2 separate regions of the Homo sapiens genome follow, and region 1 is linked to region 2. Evidence: chromatin contacts called from ENCODE Hi-C or POLR2A ChIA-PET data. All regions are on one chromosome and are shown on one strand. The core of a region is the stretch at or near the end of the contact, and the rest is flanking DNA. Distances in the headings are between cores, read along the strand shown. Region 1 overlaps LOC105372321 (a long non-coding RNA gene). Region 2 holds the start of ZNF493 (zinc finger protein 493).

Region 1 (3,212 bases), core at 348-2,847, 42 kb before region 2:
AAGAAAAGTAAAAGCCAAAGCCCAGAATGTGGCAAGGCAAGAGTTGAAAAGAAAAGAACAAGTTTTTCTTTGCCTAGCAAGCTCACTTCAAGGACAGTTATAAGATAATGCTGTTTGAGAAGTTGAAACCAAAGAAATAGGCTCCAGACACTCCCCTCCGAAGCAAGGGTGAAGGAAACAAAGAAAAACAAACGTCTGTATTTAGCCAGTTCTTGTTTTTTCTTTCAATGCAGCTACAAGGCCACCAGCTATTAAAGGCCACAAGTTATGCCAAGAATTCAGTTATGCTATAAATTACATAAACTGGTCATTATATAATTAACTGCCTTTGTTTTGCTTCTGTAAGTTTACTTATTAAAATCTCACTCAGTCTTTGTTCAAGGCTCAGCTTTTTGGATGTGAATTCACTGAGCCAGAGCATACCTTAAAATAAATATCCTCCTTTATTGACTCATACTGGTCTCTCTAGTCCTCTGTGTCCCACATTTCTTGGCGAGCCAGCCAGGAGCAGAGACTGTCTCCTTTGCCTTGAAATCGGGGCTGGAGCCCCGGATTCAAGGGAAAATCGGGGCTGGAGCCTTGATTCAAGGGAAACCTGGGACCCAGGCACCGCCGGGAGAACTTCAGCCCGGAGGGGAAATCAGCTCTCCCATGACCCGGCATCCCTACCCAGCAGTGCAACGGAGCCTGAGAAGGGCTACAGGATGATTCCAGAAATAGCGCACTTTAGGAACCACGGTAAGTTATTGGGGACCAAGGCAGGACCCGTCCCGTAAGGACGGAAGGGGAGCCTGATCACCTCCCGGGGTGTAACTAGTAGTCCGACCCAGAGAGGCTTGGGGCGGCAAGAGGGGCTTGCCAATTCAGAAGAATCTCACACCTCAACCAACACAGGATGCGAGAGTGGCTTGCTTAGTTGGTTAGGTAAAGGAAACTGGAGGTGGTGAGAGTTGCTTGCCACCCCAATTAGGAACACAGGAACTGGGAACAGGGACGTATATAAAAGTGTGTGAAAGATGGTTCCAGGAGAATACAATGCAAGGAGTGACGTGGGGAGTCACAGATCTCTTAGCATTGACTGTGTGCTCCGAGCAAAGTATGGGGCTGCCCTGGACTAGTGGTGAACTGTATACGTCCAATAGGAGTTGCCCCACAGCTCAGAGTTGTGGTGGGAATAAGGACCTCTCCAAAGCCAAGCAGCATCTGAAAACTCCCGTAATTGGGGATGGTCTGGTCAGTCTGAGGCAAAAGGAAGAGTGGGTGTGCTGCGTAGTAAAGGGAGGAAATGGGAGTAAAGTCATCAAAGTCCACTCCATTGGAGCGCATGTTACAGAACTTTAAAGAAGGTTTTACAGGGAATTATGGAGTTAAGCTAACCCCCCAGAGGTTAAGAACTCTCTGTGAATTAGAACTGCCTTCTTTTAGTGTTGGATGACTGATTGAAGGAACTATAGATAGGAAAATAATTGGCCGTGTATTTAAGGTGGTGACAGGTCAGAGGACAGCCTCGGCATCCAGATCAGTTTCCTTATATTGACTCATGGTTAAATCTAGCACAAACAAGACCAGCCTGAATCCAGCCCTGTTTAGCAGCTTATTGCAAAACACTTGTGGCCTAAGCCAAGCCAAAAAATGAAAGTAAGAGCAGCTTCGCTAGCAGATACAGAGTTAAAGAAGAAGGCCCAGAGGGAGCAAGAAAAGCCAGTTTTGCAGGAGCCACCAGAGGGAATAAAGATTCCTACTCCATATGTCACAGCCTACCCCACTTTACCAAGGCCAGCAGCCCCCTGGGAACCAGATTCAGGTGCTAGCACACCCCAACTCTCACCCTGAAATGAAAGACTGGAGACTTGAGAGGTCAGGGAAAGAAGTCAAGATAGTCAAGCAGGCCATCTCAGATCTGGTTGTGCTTGAGATATGCAAATGCCTCTCAGGGAGACACGAGGACCCATTTATTAAGATAACCAAGGCCAAGTCCAAGGGTGGGAATGGACTTTCATCTGTCAGCCCTTTTCAACCACTGATCTCTTAAACTGGAAACACCATACTCCCTCCTATATGGAGAAGCCCCAAGCTCTTATAGATCTGATGCAGTCCATCTTTCTGACACAGAATCCAACCTGACCAGACTGCAGGCAGCTGCTTCTCATGCTGTATAACACTAAGGAGCACAGGATAGTAACCTAGACAGCTCTCTGCTGGCTAGAAGCCCATGCACGAGCAGATGCAGTAAATAGGCAGGCTGGCTGCGGTGGCTCATGCCTGTAATCCCAGCACTTTGGGAGGCTGAGACAGGTGGATCACGAGGTCAGGAGATCGAGACCATCCTGGCTAACATGGTGAAACCTTGTCTCTACTAAAAATACAAAAAAATTAGCTGGGCGTGGTGGCGGGTGCCTGTAGTCCCAGCTACTTGGGAGGCTGAGGCAGGAGAATGGTGTGAACCTGGGAGGCAGAGCTTGCAGTGAGCCGAGATGGTGCCAGTGCACTCTAGCCTGGGTGACAGAGCGAGACTCCATCTCAAAAAAAAAAAAGAAAATGCTCAGGCATATGCTCAGGGCCAGTTCCCAGACCAAAATCCCAACTGGGACTCAGAAGATGCGACTCAGCTTCAGCATTTGCAGAGGTACCAAAAGGCACTTATGCAAAGGCTAAGGGATGGTGGAAAAAAGGCTATCAATATAAGAAAGATCTCAGAGGTGCTTCAGGGAAGTAAGATCCCTAGCCAGTTTTATGAAGGACTCTGTGAGGCATACCAGCTTTTAACCCCGTTTAACCCTGAGGCTGCTGAAAATCAGCATATGGTAAATACATCATTTGTAGGACAGGCCCACAGTAATATTAAGCAAAATCTTCAGACACTGGGAGGTTTTGCAGCCATGAATGCCACCCAGCTTATAAAAGTAGCCACCAAAGTGTATGTTAACCATGACCAGGGGGCAAAGAAGGAAGTCGAACAGAGGCTTTAAAAAAAGCCAATCAAGGCCGGGCACGGTGGCTCATGCCTGTAATCCCAGCACTTTGGGAGGCCGAGGCGGGTGGATCACCTGAGTTTGGGAGTTTGAGACCAGCCTGACTAACATGGCTTAACCCCGTCTCTACTAAAAAAATACAAAAATTAGCCAGGCATTGTGGTGCATGCCTGTAATCACAGCTACTTGGGAGGCTGAGGCAGGAGAATCACTTGAACCTGAGAGGCGGAGGTTGCAGTG
Region 2 (3,167 bases), core at 274-2,773:
TCCACTTGCTCCCTTGAGAGGATACACTCCATACCTCAGGTCATCTTATGGGAGAAAATAAACCAGAAGCTGAGATCCAATGGACACTCTAGCTAACATAACCATGGCAGTTATCTTGGTTTATCCCCAGATAGTACTGAAACCCATGACCAGGAAAAAACCAAAGGGTGGCTGAGGACACATCACCCCATAGATTTTCCAAAGGAGAACTTCGACCCAAAAACATTCTGGTAACATCTCTGTGCCTAGACAAGATGAAAGCAAAAGAGACAGAGATTTACTACAATGCAGTGTCAGGGTATTATTATTTGCCTTCTTTTCATGGGAAATATTTACAAACAGATAACAAATCTCTTTAAATGCACCATTTAACCATTTAATGCTTTGCCAAAAAAATAATTAAAATATGGTATAAAAAAGTACAGTAAAAGACAAATAGGCGATAATGTGAATTAGGGAGGAAAAGGTGGCATTTAGGAACGTCAGAGGAAACTGGAAATTATCTTACTGCAAGCCAGAGTGAGGCCGGAGAAATGGGGGATTGGTTCCAAGACTCTGCTTGGGACACAGGTGAAAAATACAGCAGAAAATCAGTTCCCTGTGGAGTGTGAAAATAATTAAGTGGCAGGCAATTAGACTGAGGTATTTCTAGTCCCTGAATTCTTACTTTAAAAAAAAAATCTAACTCAGGTGCATTATTTTTAATTACTACATTCAGAGAAACAAAATTCAGGCTTCAGCAACTGTAAACTGCCAATTAAGCTCTGATTACATAACCAGGAAATTTTCACCTTTAACGCACATATTAAGAAACCATGTAACTGTACCTAACCAATTAGTAAATTTGGTTTCTTCATCATGCATTTTATAAAAGACTTTCCTTCAAGCCTCTCCCACAGACCACAAACTACAAACCATAGCTGGGTGCTCTACAATTCTAGAACCACTCTTTGATTACATTCTTTAATATTTTTGCAGTGACGCCCATAAATTTTTAATAGGAGAAAATAGCAACTGGGAACCCCACGGACCAAAGCTCTTCCCATTCATGAACCCGCACCCCAAGTCAGGATTCTCCCCTGATGACCCTCCCGTGGTCCCCGCACAATCTGAGAAAGACGCGGCGCTGCGGGTGCAGAACTGCCAGAGAGGACTCCAGGCAGGGCACAGTCACAGTGCAGGGAAGAGACAGGACGCCCGGGGCCCCGGCTGTTGGCGCAGCCGCCAACTTACGGCTGAAGGAGACTGAGGCCGAGCTGGGCAAGGAGAACTCAGGGAGCAGATTGTGGAGCTGACTGCGGGGAGGCCTGAGTCCCGCCACAGCCACTTCCCACCGGTTCCGAGCAACTCCTTCCCCTCTCTCGTGATGTCGGACCCAGCACTCTCACCATGTCTAGGCTTTCAGGGGGTCCTGGCATCTTAGCTATGGATTTCCCAGTATCTTCAGGTCACGAAGCCACACACGCTGAGGACACAGAGCAGTGAAGGGTAGACCTGGAGCTCCGGCAGCAGAGAGAAACAATGGCCCAGCCACATCCCGGAAGCCGTCCTCGCCGCTCCAAATGTGTGCCTAATTGGACGGTTCCCAGTTCTGCGTGTCTGATTGGATACGGTTTAAGGGCCCGCCCCTTCAGGCCCTGAGTGACAGAAGATATGACCAAATGCTGGGCGGAGTGAAGAAAGAGTGATAGCCTAGGCTGCAGCCTTTTCAGGCAGGGCTTCCTCCCTGAGCTGAGCCAGGCACACCTTAGAGGGTATTTTCCCTTAACCTTGTGTATAAGGTCATAAGCACTTATAAATAATATATGGCTATTCACAAATTTAAAAAAATAATTATTTTAAAATTTCAGCTTTTATGACCTTCCTGGCTCCTAGTCCTTTGAACTAGCAGCCTGAGATTTTTAAAAGGAGCCAATCTTATGAAATAAGATGTGAGCCACATGTGAATTTTAAATTTTCTAGTAGCCAGACTTTAAAAATAAAGAAGGGCCGGGCGCAGTGGCTCACGCCTGTAATCCCAGCACTTTGGGAGGCCGAGGCGGGTGGATCGCCTGAGGTCAGGAGTTTGAGACCAGCCTGGCCAACATGATGAAACCCCGTCCCTACTAAAAATAAGAAAAAATAACCAGGCGTGGTGGTGGGCGCCTGTTATCCCAGCTACTCGGGAGGCTGAGGCAAAATAATCGCTTGAACCCGGGAGGTGGAGGGAGGCAGAGGTTGCAGTGAGCCGAGATCGCCCCACTGCACACTCCAGCCTGGTCAACAAGAGTGAAACTCCATCTCAAGAAAAAAAAAGAAGAGAGAAAGAGAGAGAGAGAAAGAAAGAGTGAAAGAGAGAGAGAGAGAAGGAAAGAGGGAAGGAAGGAAAAGGAAGGAAGGAAAAAGAAGAAAGAAAAGTGAAGAGAAGAGAAGAAAGAAAATAAAAGTGAAAGAAAAGAAAGCCGGGTGTAGTGTCCCATGCCTGTTATCTCAGCACTTGGGGAGGCCGAGGCAGGCGGATCACCCGAGGTCAGGAGTGCAAGACCAGCCTAGCCAACATGGTGAAACCCCGTCTCTACAAAAATACAAAAATTATCTGGGTATGATGGCAGGTGCCTGTAATCCCAGCTAATAGAGAGGCTGAGGCAGGAGAATCACTTAAACCCAGGAGGCAGAGGTTGAGGTGAGCCAAGATCACGCCATTGCACTCCAGTCTGGGAAACAGAGCAAGACTCCATCTCAAAAATAAAAAAATTTTAAAAAGAAGGAGAAGAAACAGGTGAAATTCATTGTAACAATTTAATTAACCCAATATATCCAAAATATTATCATTGTAATATGTGAGCAATATGTAAAGATTAATGAAGTATATATATATTTGGAACTGTATCTTTGAAACTAACTCTGTATTTTACCTTTCTAGCAAATTGCAGCGACATTCCAGGCACCCAGTAGCCGGCCATACATGGCCAATAGCTGTTGTATTGAATGTGTCAGCTCTGACGTCAGGAAGGTGAAGGGTCTGAACGTCCATATTCTGCCAGTGGTGAGGGGACAGCCTCTCTCTACCAAAGTCTCTGTGCTGTTCCGAGGGTGGAACAGATAGTGGCCATAGAAAGGTCAGAAGATATCAAGAATAAAATCACCACAGGTAGACCACTGCTGGCCACCTGTTGCCCACCTTTCTT

Evidence for each region. A loop is a pair of places that touch in the nucleus more often than their neighbours do. ChIA-PET counts read pairs that join two places held with the same protein, here RNA polymerase II (POLR2A). Pooled maps may share reads with other maps.
Region 1: a map of ovary shows a loop between it and region 2 (21-fold over the local background). The contact joins the enhancer-like site here to the promoter of ZNF493 in region 2. A Hi-C loop is called at or near these places in 2 of 168 maps with a recorded cell type or tissue (ascending aorta and ovary) and 4 of 50 pooled maps. POLR2A ChIA-PET finds 5 or more read pairs at or near these places in 3 of 52 experiments (CD4-positive, alpha-beta T cell, WTC11 and activated CD8-positive, alpha-beta T cell).

What each region holds. Positions count from the first base shown.
Region 1 is chr19:21,437,941-21,441,152 of GRCh38, reverse strand. LOC105372321 (a long non-coding RNA gene) reads left to right here. Exons shown (of 4, transcript NR_187817.1): 4 at 1-454. Among named protein-coding and RNA genes, the nearest start is that of ZNF493, 42 kb to the right of the region's middle. RefSeq lists a silencer at 1,399-1,599. Within about 2 kb of position 1,597, at least 6 of the 41 ENCODE cell types and tissues checked have a DNase peak (open chromatin) inside an H3K27ac peak, as active enhancers do; they include ovary, where a contact is called at or near this core.
Region 2 is chr19:21,395,489-21,398,655 of GRCh38, reverse strand. ZNF493 (zinc finger protein 493) reads right to left here and starts at 1,523. Exons shown (of 4, transcript NM_001076678.3): 1 at 1,389-1,523. The coding sequence starts at 1,418. RefSeq lists a silencer at 1,246-1,484.